2 separate regions of the Homo sapiens genome follow, and region 2 is linked to region 1. A link is a loop called in an ENCODE intact Hi-C map of the cell type or tissue named here. Cell type or tissue: A673. All regions are shown on one strand. Each heading gives the region's core, and the rest is flanking DNA. Links, peaks and the distances in the headings are about the cores only.

Region 1 (5,391 bases), core at 311-5,310:
TCATGCCCCCAAAACAGAAGTCTGCAAAAAAAAAAAAGAAAAATCCTTAGCTTCTGTACTTTGTTTTAACTGAGACCAATTAGACACTAAGCCATTATTTTTAATCATATAGAGAAAATCCCCTATTAAGCCAATCCCATGACTTGTTTTCTTCTCTCAAAGAAAATTCTTTCTTAGGTGCAACCACAAATTATAAATCTTTTATGTTGTTTCAAAAGCCTATTTCTTCTTGTACTGCCAACTGCAATCAAGACCAAGAATATTTTATGTTTTGTTCTTAGTATTACAACCTGCTACATAATCTCAGTAGTTCTTTGAAATATTCCACTGTTCAATCAAATTCCACTGACTGTCTACCATAAACCACCAACTCCCCTGATGTGGGAGTAAGGGAAATGGAGAATTATAGTTTATGACAGGGAATAAATAGCTATGATGACCTGAAGCAATTCCAGCAAAAGTTTCCCAGTGAATGTTCTTGTTGTTTTTAACAAATGAAAACACTAGTTCAGATCATGTTGAAGGTGAGAAAAGACACAAATAACAGGGATCCAGGGAGTCTGGCTCTGGCAAATGTCCTTCAGAGTGCAAGTATAATAGAAAGAGACGATGAGCGGGCAACAGAGACAGCTCGAGCAGCAGTCCTGGGGATGGTCTGTCTTTGCTCACTAATCACAAAATGTGAGCTCCCTGTTTTTCCCCAAGAATGCAGAACAGGACCCAGCACAGTATCTTCAGCAGTACAAAAGGAAACATAAACACTGTAGAGGTTTACAAATGCAGGGTATCTGAAGGACCTGTGATAAACACATTTATCAGATTCTTGGCTCTGGTTGAATACAGGGGAGAGAAAGCAGTGTATTTTTACTAATTCCAAGAGGGTCATCTTTTCTTGCAAAAACAACTACAGTGAAAGTTGATTTTGAAACATGCTGTCTGAAGATACTGACATCCAACTGGATATTAGAATGCATCTCATTCTTTGGCATTCTAAAATGGGAAGGATTCACCAAGTTGTAGAATAACCAGCGGAAACATGAATACATTTTTTTTTTTTTTTTTGAGATGGAGTCTCGCTCTGTCGCCCAGGCTGGAGTGCAGTGGCGCGATCTTGGCTCACCGCAACCTCCGCCTCCTGGGTTCACACCATTCTCCTGCCTCAGCCTCCCGAGTAGCTGGGACTACAGGCACCTGCCACCACGCCCAGCTAATTTTTTGTATTTTTAGTAGAAACGAGGTTTCACCGTGTTAGCCGGGATGGTCTCGATCTCCTGACCTCGTGATCCACCTGCCTCGGCCTCCCAAAGTGCTGGGATTACAGGCGTGAGCCACTGCTCCTGGCCTACATGGATACATTTTTTATCAAAGTTGCAATGTTTCAAATCCAAAGTGTTTATGGATTTTATAATTTTTTTGATGATTGAGTAAACTGAAAATATGTAGTTATTGTTGCTCTTAGTAAAAACAAGCAAAACAGCCTTATAAATAGGTGTAGTCTTGCTGGGATCATGAGTCATAAAATATTGGCATCTAATGAAACCCATGAAATTGTCGAATTCAACCATCTTATTTTACAGATGAGTTAAATTAGATCTAGAAGAACAACGTGACTTGCCCAAAATCACAATGCGGACTTGGGACCTCCAGCCAGAGCAAGAAACCAGGATTCCCAATTCCATTCCACTCTTAAGTGCAGATGACAACATACACGCTGTGCAAGAGAGAAACAACAAAGCATCCAACACATAAATGGAAACCATTCCCCAGGGAAAATATTTATAGGAAAGACAGATTTTTCCATACTAGCTGTTATAAAGAGGGTCTGAGAAAGAGGGTCGATGAATATCACATGTTGTCCTTTCTACCAGAATAGCCATTAAAAAATGCAACCATTCTCATCTAGAAAGCCATTTTGATCCAGATGTTCTTGCATTCTTCTTTACAATGATATCCATAAGTCCTTGCTTCATCAATTAAATAAGTGCAGGGTTATTTTAGCTTAGTAGTATGCCCCATCTTCTATCTTCTCCCACAATCATAGGAGATGATTTTCACTTTAGGACACAGTTTAAAATCTCTCTGTTCCTAAAACACATCTCAAATCTTACCTTCTCTATAAACCTTTTCTGATAGCACCAATTCATATTGATTTCTCAGGCTCTAAATTTATATACATATATTAGTATATTATCAAATACTTTTTAAAAATTATGGTTCAATATTTTCTCTGTAAATATTTTGTCACCTTAATGTATTCAGGTATTTCTATAGAAAAGAGATAGGATTCCTTGACATATTACATTACAGTAAAAGTTGAAAGAGTTATAGTAATGTCATGGTATAGAAGCAGTCCCACAATATTAGAATTTTAGTGATTTATTTAAAGTTTTAAAGGACTGAGTAATTTCTGAATTCTTTTTAACAATACATAGCAAGTAATTATGTTAGCATTGTCTTTTGTCTCTGGATAGTTTTACCCACAGAGGAAAAATTCTTTTGCAGTGTTTCTTTATCAGATAGGATAGTCACCAGATTTAGAGAGGGAAAAAGCCTTGTGGTCTGATTCCTCTGCAAATGTAGGAATTATTCTTTCATTTTTATCTTTTACTAGAAAAGCGGCTGCAGGATACATGAATTACTTAAACCACCAAGAAAATACACAAGAAAGAGGTACTAAAAGAGATGGGTGTTTCTAATGGATCACAATGTTAGAATACATATGAAGAACTTCTTGAGAAAAGAAGACTGTAAGCCCAAGGTAGGCTACCCTCTGTGCATTCAAATATGAGTTAAAGAGAACAATAGCCCTGACCTCGGCTCTAGTATGAAGTTCACTCTGGACTCCTCATGTGGCTGCTGAAGTTGCCCTAGAGGGAAGGTGGAGAAGAAGGCATAAAGTGCCATCCTCAAGCATGGGGACCTGACAGCATGTGGTGATCCCTATTCACTAAGGCCTTGCTCTTGCCATGCAAGCTTCAGCTAACTCCAACACCCCTCACCCTCTTCTGCTCTGCATCCTGTGGGAGGAACCTTAGAGATTCCAAATCATTGGTCAGCCAAACGTAATTTAAAGGTACGGAAAAACATATTTTAGGAATAAAATCTGAAGAAAAATGCGTTTCCTATGCCTGGGTCACATCAGTTTGGGAAAAAATCTGATGCAAGAAGATAAAATGCCAGCTCCAGTAGCAGAAACCAACTACCACATCAAAGTTTGTCATCTGCCTTTTGGTTGAAAGCATGGCAGGCAAGCGGATCTAAAGTGCAGCCCGCTGATCATTTTATGGGCATTGAACAATGTTTTCAAAGGAACTTATATTGCACAACAGCTACTTACTTTAATGGGATTTGTGTGGTTCAGGCCCCGTAACCTTTGGAAAATTGAAAGGAAGTGTAATTGCAAAAGCCACTAAAAACCGTTTAGCTTTTATTGCAAGGCCCATGAAAAGCAGTGAAATAGAGCTGTGGCATTCATTTGAGTTTCTTTGGCTACACTTAGCATTAACTGAAATTAGGACAGCATCTTTCTAATATGTGTCCTGATAAATGGCACATGGGTCACTTAACTGGGAAGATTGTTGCAATATAGACTGAGCTTAGTGCATCACAATGACCAAAGCCAAGTTTAGCAGCACACACACATCGTCTCAACAGCATAGCCCTTCAGCGGTCCTCCATCATTGACTCCCAGCACGTATCAAGAGCGAACAAATCTCTGCCAATACAAATACCCAACTGTGCAGCTATTGCGCATTATCACAGCACAGCTACCTGAACTATAGCCCACTAAAGCCCCTAAACTTTGTATGGTCGTCTTTACTGTCATCTTGGTATAGACTTGGTTCATTTTTAGTCAAGTATCAGACTAAGCCTTAGCAAATAGAATTAAAACATCTTATATGTGATTTGGGAAATGACATATGTTCTCTGGAGAACAAAATGCTCTAAGAAGTGTGAAATTACATTATTTTGCATGGTTTTGATCAAAGAGATGAGTCAGTGGCTCTGTGTAAAGCAACAGTGGTTCTGTGTAGATAGCTCAAAATTTAACTTTCTCAATATAGCCAACCCTCCTTTCAAGTAGAAAACACTCAAGAATGTGAGGTACTCTAAGGTGATTTGCACTGTTTTTAGCTTCTTTGTTATATATTTCTTTTCACCTCTATAGAACAAATACTTTTCTATAGCGCCAAAAATGTTAACACAATCCATATCACCTTAAGCGCTTTAACTCTCTTAAGACATTTTCCTTAAAGGATTATTGATCAGAACCCCTGAGAATATCCAACACAAAGCAAGGTTTTCCATGTAGTCCCATATTGGAACTGTACTTACTTCTGAGGCTATGTTGATAAATCTCCCCACCCCACCGCATTATGTGGGCATTTTCCGTGTGATGATGAATCTGTTTTAGGCTATAACTCCAGAGCACAACATTTGTGTTTGTATTTAATTGAAGCTCTTATCAATGTTCAGTAAGTGAATAATCAGACATGAAATACTACTACTAATAATAATACTAATGTATTCCTGAATCCATAATTTACTAATACGAATAACAATAATGTATTCATGAATATGTTAGAATTCTTACTGTAAGAGATGCATTATTGAACAGAGTACCCTCTCTTTGATAAAGACATGAAATTCTGGCTTCAGATATGTAAGCTACCTCCAATTTTTCTATGGATGAATTACCAGTTTACTCATTTTTTCAATTCATTGCAGGATGCCAAAAAAGGGGAAAATAAGAATCTTTTTGTCAGACCCAACTAGCTATAATTGGGATGGAAGCATAGTTGGAAGTGGAGTGGAGTAGAAAGTAAACCAGCTTAGAAATAAGAACAACCTTTGTTCTCATACAGATCCTGCCACTGACTAGCTGTGTGGCCTTGGATAAGATGTTTCACTTGTCTGAGCCTCAGTTTCCAAAATGATAAAATGGGAGTAGGATCACCTGCATCCTGGGGTCATTTGAAAATTTAATAAATGCATAAAAGGCACATAGGCTGACACATAGTAGGCATTTGACAAGAGGTGGATTTTACTTCTACCAGTGCTACCATAATGTGTTCTCAAAAATGGGCTGGTCAAGCCATTGCTGCTGTACCTTTACTCTTCTGCTCACTCTTTGTTGTTATTTAGCTGTTCAGTAAGATTTCTATCACAAAATAACTGGAGAGAAAGTGAGAAAGCCATTCAAATACGTTTATATGGCTCGGTCATGTTTGATGGAGAGCATAACAGAACTAGGAAACTGGAAAAATGAATAAAAGCTTTAAAATTCAGCAAGAACTGAGATATAGGGTAGACTCAAAATTGCACAAGGATATATATCATGCACAGGTGTTTGCCCCAAAAGTTCCATTTGGGGCATTTTTTTGCTATTAT
Region 2 (5,391 bases), core at 160-5,159, 220 kb after region 1:
TATATATGAAAATCTTTTTTATTTCTTATTTACTATTCATAATATACCATTATATGTATACATTATAATTTCTATAAGCAGTATTCTGTTGATGGATATTTAGAAGACTACTATATTTTGCTTTTATAAACAAAGTTGCAATAAATAATCTTGTATACATTTCATTTTTTATATGCATGAGTAAATCTGTAGAGTATATTCTAAACGTGGAATTGCTGGTTAAAGGGTATGTGCACTTATAATTTTGATAGGCATGGTCAGAATGCCCTGCAAACAGATTTTATTTGTTTAAATGTTCACAATCTATGTATAAAAGTGTTTCCTTCAAATCTGAATTTATTTTAATATATTTAAGAGCTGTTTATATTTTCTTTCCTATGATCAGTTTGCTCACATTCTCTGCTCATTAATTTACTGAATGGTTGGGTTTTTTCTTATTGATAAATAGGAGTTCTTTATGTATTAGAGAAATTATATCTTTATTTCTTGTGCAAATATTTTCTCACCATTTTTTCTTGATTTCAATTTTATTGTGAGTGTTGCCATGTAGAATGTTTTCTTTAAATTTTTTGTACCAAGTTTATCAATTTTTCAGTGACCTCTGGATTTTGTTTCTACTTAAATTTTCTCACTTGAAAGAATAAAATATTTTTCATGGCTTTTTTTCTACTACTTTTATGATTGTATTTCTTATACTTAAATATTTGATCAATTTTAGATTTATTCTGGTAAACAATATAAATCTAAATTTATTTTTTTTTCAGGTAGTTACCCAGATTTCCCATAATGTTAGTATATAATCCATATTTTCAATGCTATTTTGAAATGTTCCTGTATCTTTTACTATGTAATTATATGTATTTGAATCTATTTCTGGAATTTCTTTTCTCTCTCATAAGCTTATCTGTCTATTCATGTACAAGCATCTTTTTTAAAAAAAATCTGTTAAATTTTTAATATATTTATAATATGTATTAAAATGTGATAGAATAGCTTCCTTTTCTTGATTTAGTTTTTCAGAAATTTTCTGGCAATTTTTACTTGCTTATTTTTCTGATGATCTTTAGAGATTAGCTTAGTCTTATCAACCCTCTCAAACAAATATATCAAATTTATAAATTAAGTGAAATTGACACTTTCATATTTTGGGGGTATTTCTTTGCAAATACATGGTATTCCTTCCCAGTTGTTTAAATGTGTATGTGTTCATGTGTGTTTATGCTATGTGTATATGTGAATATATGTGCATATTTTGTGACTCTTAGGAGCATTTAAAAATTTTCTTCACTTCTTATTTATTTCTGGTTAAGTGTCTTCCTAAATTTTTGTTGTTTTCAGATTTGATCTAATAAGAACACAGCTTCATGCCCAGGAATTACATATAAAACAGGTGTCTTAGTAGAGTTGAAATGAATAGTTTGTAATAAAGGAAGGAAACAAATCTAGTTTAAACAGGTAGAAAGATACTTAAACAGACCCATACAAGACAAACACAAAAATTACATTTGATACTCATGAAAAGGGGTAATGCTAAAATACCCCTGGTCACCCACTAGATTGGCAAAGATCATAAAGTTTAATAGCATACTGTGCCGATGAGGGTAAGTGACAGGCATTCTTATACATAATTAGTAGGTGGGTACGTTGTTAAACCTCACTGGAGGGCAATATTGTGATAGCTACTGCAGGAGACCAGAATATGCCACCTAAAAAAATGTTTCTTAAGAATTAGATGGTATCTCACTCTGTTCCCCAGGCTAAACTGCAGTGGCATGGCAGTTCACTGTGGCTTTGAACTCCTGGGCTCAAGGGATCCTTCCACCTCAGCCTCCCAGGTAGCAGGGACTATAGGGGTAAACCACCACACCTCGCTTTTTAAAGAAATCTTACACACAGGAGGAGCTCTGTAAACAGAGCAGAAGTTTACCTGTAAGCTTTTGTTAGGGAAATTGACATGTATAAAGGAAATGCCCGTTGGTAAAAGCATCTCCTCTCTGTACCAGGAAGAGAAAGATGAAATCACTAGAAACCTTCATCAGTGGAGAAGGCACTAACTTAAATCTGCACAGTAACCTTACCCTTGTTTTACCAAGTTTTTTTTCTGTGCATCTGCCCATAATAGGCCTTCCCCCATACCCTTATTTCTTTGTTTCAGTTGAAGATGATGCCTGAACTTAAAGCTACTTCTTAGGAAAATTATTCATTCACTGAGTGGCTCCCATTTATACATGAGGTATACATGTTAATAAACTTCAGTTTATTTTTCTCTTGTACATCTGTCTTTTGTTAAGGGGTCTGTTTCAACTAAGAACCTTAGAGGGGTGAAGAAAAAAGTTATTTTTTTTCCCTACAACTCTTTGAGTTTAAATGGCCTAATGTTCAGAGGCTTAAATCAAGTCTCAAGTCCTCCCTCCCTGTCTTACACTTGTTTAATAAAAAGAAAGCTACTGTTGCATTAAGGGCCAAATACTTTAGGCTATTATTTTTATTAATGTTTTAAAAATTTCTTCTCATGCAGTCACCCTGCAGTAAGCTATTGAGTTTCTGTCAAATAAACAGCAGTAGGAAAAAACTGTAAAGAAAACTGAAATGAGAATAGTCTGTGTTGGTGTTGCTGGTTTTTAACTTTATTTTCTAAAACGTAACCTGTAGCAAAATGGGAATATTGGGCTTTTACCATTACTTTCTCTTTGCTGATTAAATGCAAGAATGACTGGATGCTGCATAAAAATATGCTTATGTTTATGTAAGCTGTTTATGTTTACATTTAGGAAATCCTGGAAGAAGACTTTTTAGGAAAGGTGGAGGATGCAAATAGTGGGTTAAGAGTAGCTTTAGGTACCTGGGAATATTAACACAAAATTCCATTAAAAAATAAATATTGGTAGGGGTAAAGGGTGAGCTGCTTTTAATATTTTGAATTAATACAAAGGATACATTATTATTGATGACAAATAACAATTAGAAAGCATTTTTTTTCAACTTTTATCTTAGGTTCGGGGGTACACGTACTGGTTTGTTATACGGGTAAATTGAGTGTTGTGGAGGTTTGGTATACAGGTTATTTAGTCACTCAGATAATAAGCATAGTACCTGGTAAGTAGTTTTTGGATCCTCACCCACCTCCCACCCTCCACACTCAGGTAGGTTCCAGTGTCTATTGTTCCTTTCTTTACGCCCATGTCTACTCAGTGTTCACCTCCCACTTACAAGTGATAACATGCAGTATTTGGTTTTCTGTTCCTGCATTAATTTGCTTATGATAATGGCCTCTAGCTCCATCCATGTTGCTGCAAAGGACATGATCTCTTTCTTTTTTTATGGTTGTATAGTATTTGATAGTGTATAGGTACCACATTTTCTTTATCCAGTTCTCTGTTGATGGGCATCTAGGTTGATTACATGTCTTTGCTATTGTGAATAGTGCAGTGTTGAACGTATATGTGCATGTGTCTTTATGGTAGAATGATTTATATTCCTTTGGGCATATACCCAGTAATGGGATGGCTGGGTCAAATGGTTGTTCTGTTTTTAGTTCTTTGAGAAATCTTCAGACTGCTTTCCACAGTGGCTGAGCTAATTTACATTCCCACCAACAGTGTATAAATTTTCCCTTTTCTCTGCAACCTCGCCTGCACCTATTATTTGTTGTTTTTTTAATAATAGCCATAATTCTGACTGGTATGAGATGGCATCTCATTTGTTTTTGATATTTATTTCTCTACTGATTAGTGATGTTGAACATTTTTTCATATACTTGTTGGACATGTGTATGTCTTCTTTTTTTGTTGTTTGTTTGTTTCTTTGAGATGGAGTTTCACTGTTGCCCAGGCTGGAGTGCAATGGTGCAATCTCAGCTCACTGCAACCTCTGCCTCCTGGGTTCAAGTGATTCTCCTGTCTCAGCCTCCCGAGTAGCTGGGATTACAGGTGCCTGCCACCATGCCCAGCTCATTTTTTCTATTTTTATTAGAGAAGGGGTTTCACTATGTTGGCCAGGCTGGTTTCAAGTTCCTGACCTCAGGTGATCCACCTGCCTCGGCCTCCCAAAGTGCTGGGATTATAGGCGTGAGCCACCGCGCTCAGTCTTATGTCTTCTTTTTAGAAGTTTAGAAGTGTCTGTTCATGTTCTTCACTCCTTTATTCCCCCCGTCTTTTTTCTTTCTTTCTTTTTTGAGACAGAGTCTCCCTCTGTCACTGAGGCTGGAGTGCAGTGGCATGATCTCGGCTCACCACAACCTCCACCTCCCGGGTTCAAGCAATTCTTCTCCCTCACCCTCCCGAGTAGCTGGAATTAGAGGCACACACCACCACGTCCAGCTAATTTTTTTTTTTTTTGAGACAGAGTCTTGCTCTTTCACCCAGGCGGGACTGCAGTGGCGCTATCTTGGCTCACTGCAAGCTCTGCCTCCCGGGTTCACACCATTCTCCTGCCTCAGCCTCCTGAGTAGCTGGGACTACAGGCGGCTGACACTGCGCCCAGCTATTTTTTTTTTTTATTTTATTTTTTTTTTTTTAGTAGAGACGGTTTCACTAGCTATTTTTTTTTTTTTTAATTTTTTGTAGAGATGGGGTTTCACCATGTTGGCCAGGCTGGTCTTGAACTCCTGACCTCAAGTGATCTGCCTGCCTCGGCCTTCCAAAGTGCTGGGATTACCGGCATGAGGCACCACACAAAGGAACTATAGTGGCAGCCACCAGGAAGCACCCTAGTTGGGCATCTGAGACTGTGCTGAAAGTAGGCATGGCCAGGCAGGGACTCTGTGAGAGGGTGACAGACAGGAGGGTGCTCAGATCAGACTGGCTCCATCCCACAGGCAAGAAAGCCTTTTTCTGTCGAAGTCTGACAGTCAACAAAGACCAAAGCCACCTAGAGGAGTATGATGAGCCTTAGGGGATAGGCCTCCCTGGCCATGTCCCACTGCAGCTATTCCCACACCAAACCCTCTGGGCTCCCTGTAGGCTGGAGTTCTGTCCCTGCCATCTCTCCAAACAGCTCTCCCTGTCAGCTCAAATGTCCATGGGGGTCTCAGGGTCTCTGCAGCTAGGATTCCAGAGGTCTGTGGCAAGAGTGGGTCACTCCTCATCTGTTCAACTCACTTCTGCCCCAGAAGCTGCTGGGGGCCAGAAAGGAGTCATGGTGCTCAGCAGCCCAATGCAGGGTTCCCAGCTTCCTCCCACTTCAACCCAGGGTCTGCGTCCTCCCTCTGTCCACTCCAAATGCCTTCCCTCCAAAGATCTGCTTGGAGTGTGCCAGTCTTCTTGATGGTCTTGTCATTCCATGGTAGACGCTCTTCCTGGCAGCATCTAGTTGGCCACCTTGGCTAGAATCCCTACAAAGCTATTTTATTAGGTGAGTTGGGTGAGAACCTATTTAAAGATGTTGTTGAAA

The links. Hi-C counts contacts between places; a loop is a spot of excess contacts. Peaks named below come from ENCODE experiments on the same cell type or tissue, not always from the same donor. Only the 100,000 strongest peaks of a DNase experiment are listed, where the experiment ranks them.
Region 2: a loop joins it to region 1, with 6 times the contacts of the local background. A loop is called at or near these places in 1 of 110 quality-filtered maps.

Annotation. Positions count from the first base shown.
Region 1 is chr1:170,712,255-170,717,645 of GRCh38, reverse strand. The region is part of intron 1 of PRRX1 (paired related homeobox 1); the gene reads right to left. Among named protein-coding and RNA genes, the nearest start is that of PRRX1, 51 kb to the right of the region's middle. In A673, for the core only: no CTCF peak of the experiment used is centred there; a DNase peak (open chromatin) is centred at 3,325; H3K27me3 peaks cover 2,512 bases.
Region 2 is chr1:170,487,990-170,493,380 of GRCh38, reverse strand. The region is part of intron 1 of GORAB-AS1 (GORAB antisense RNA 1); the gene reads left to right. Among named protein-coding and RNA genes, the nearest start is that of GORAB, 41 kb to the left of the region's middle. RefSeq lists an enhancer at 5,310-5,391. In A673, for the core only: no CTCF peak of the experiment used is centred there; no DNase peak of the experiment used is centred there; H3K27me3 peaks cover 4,524 bases.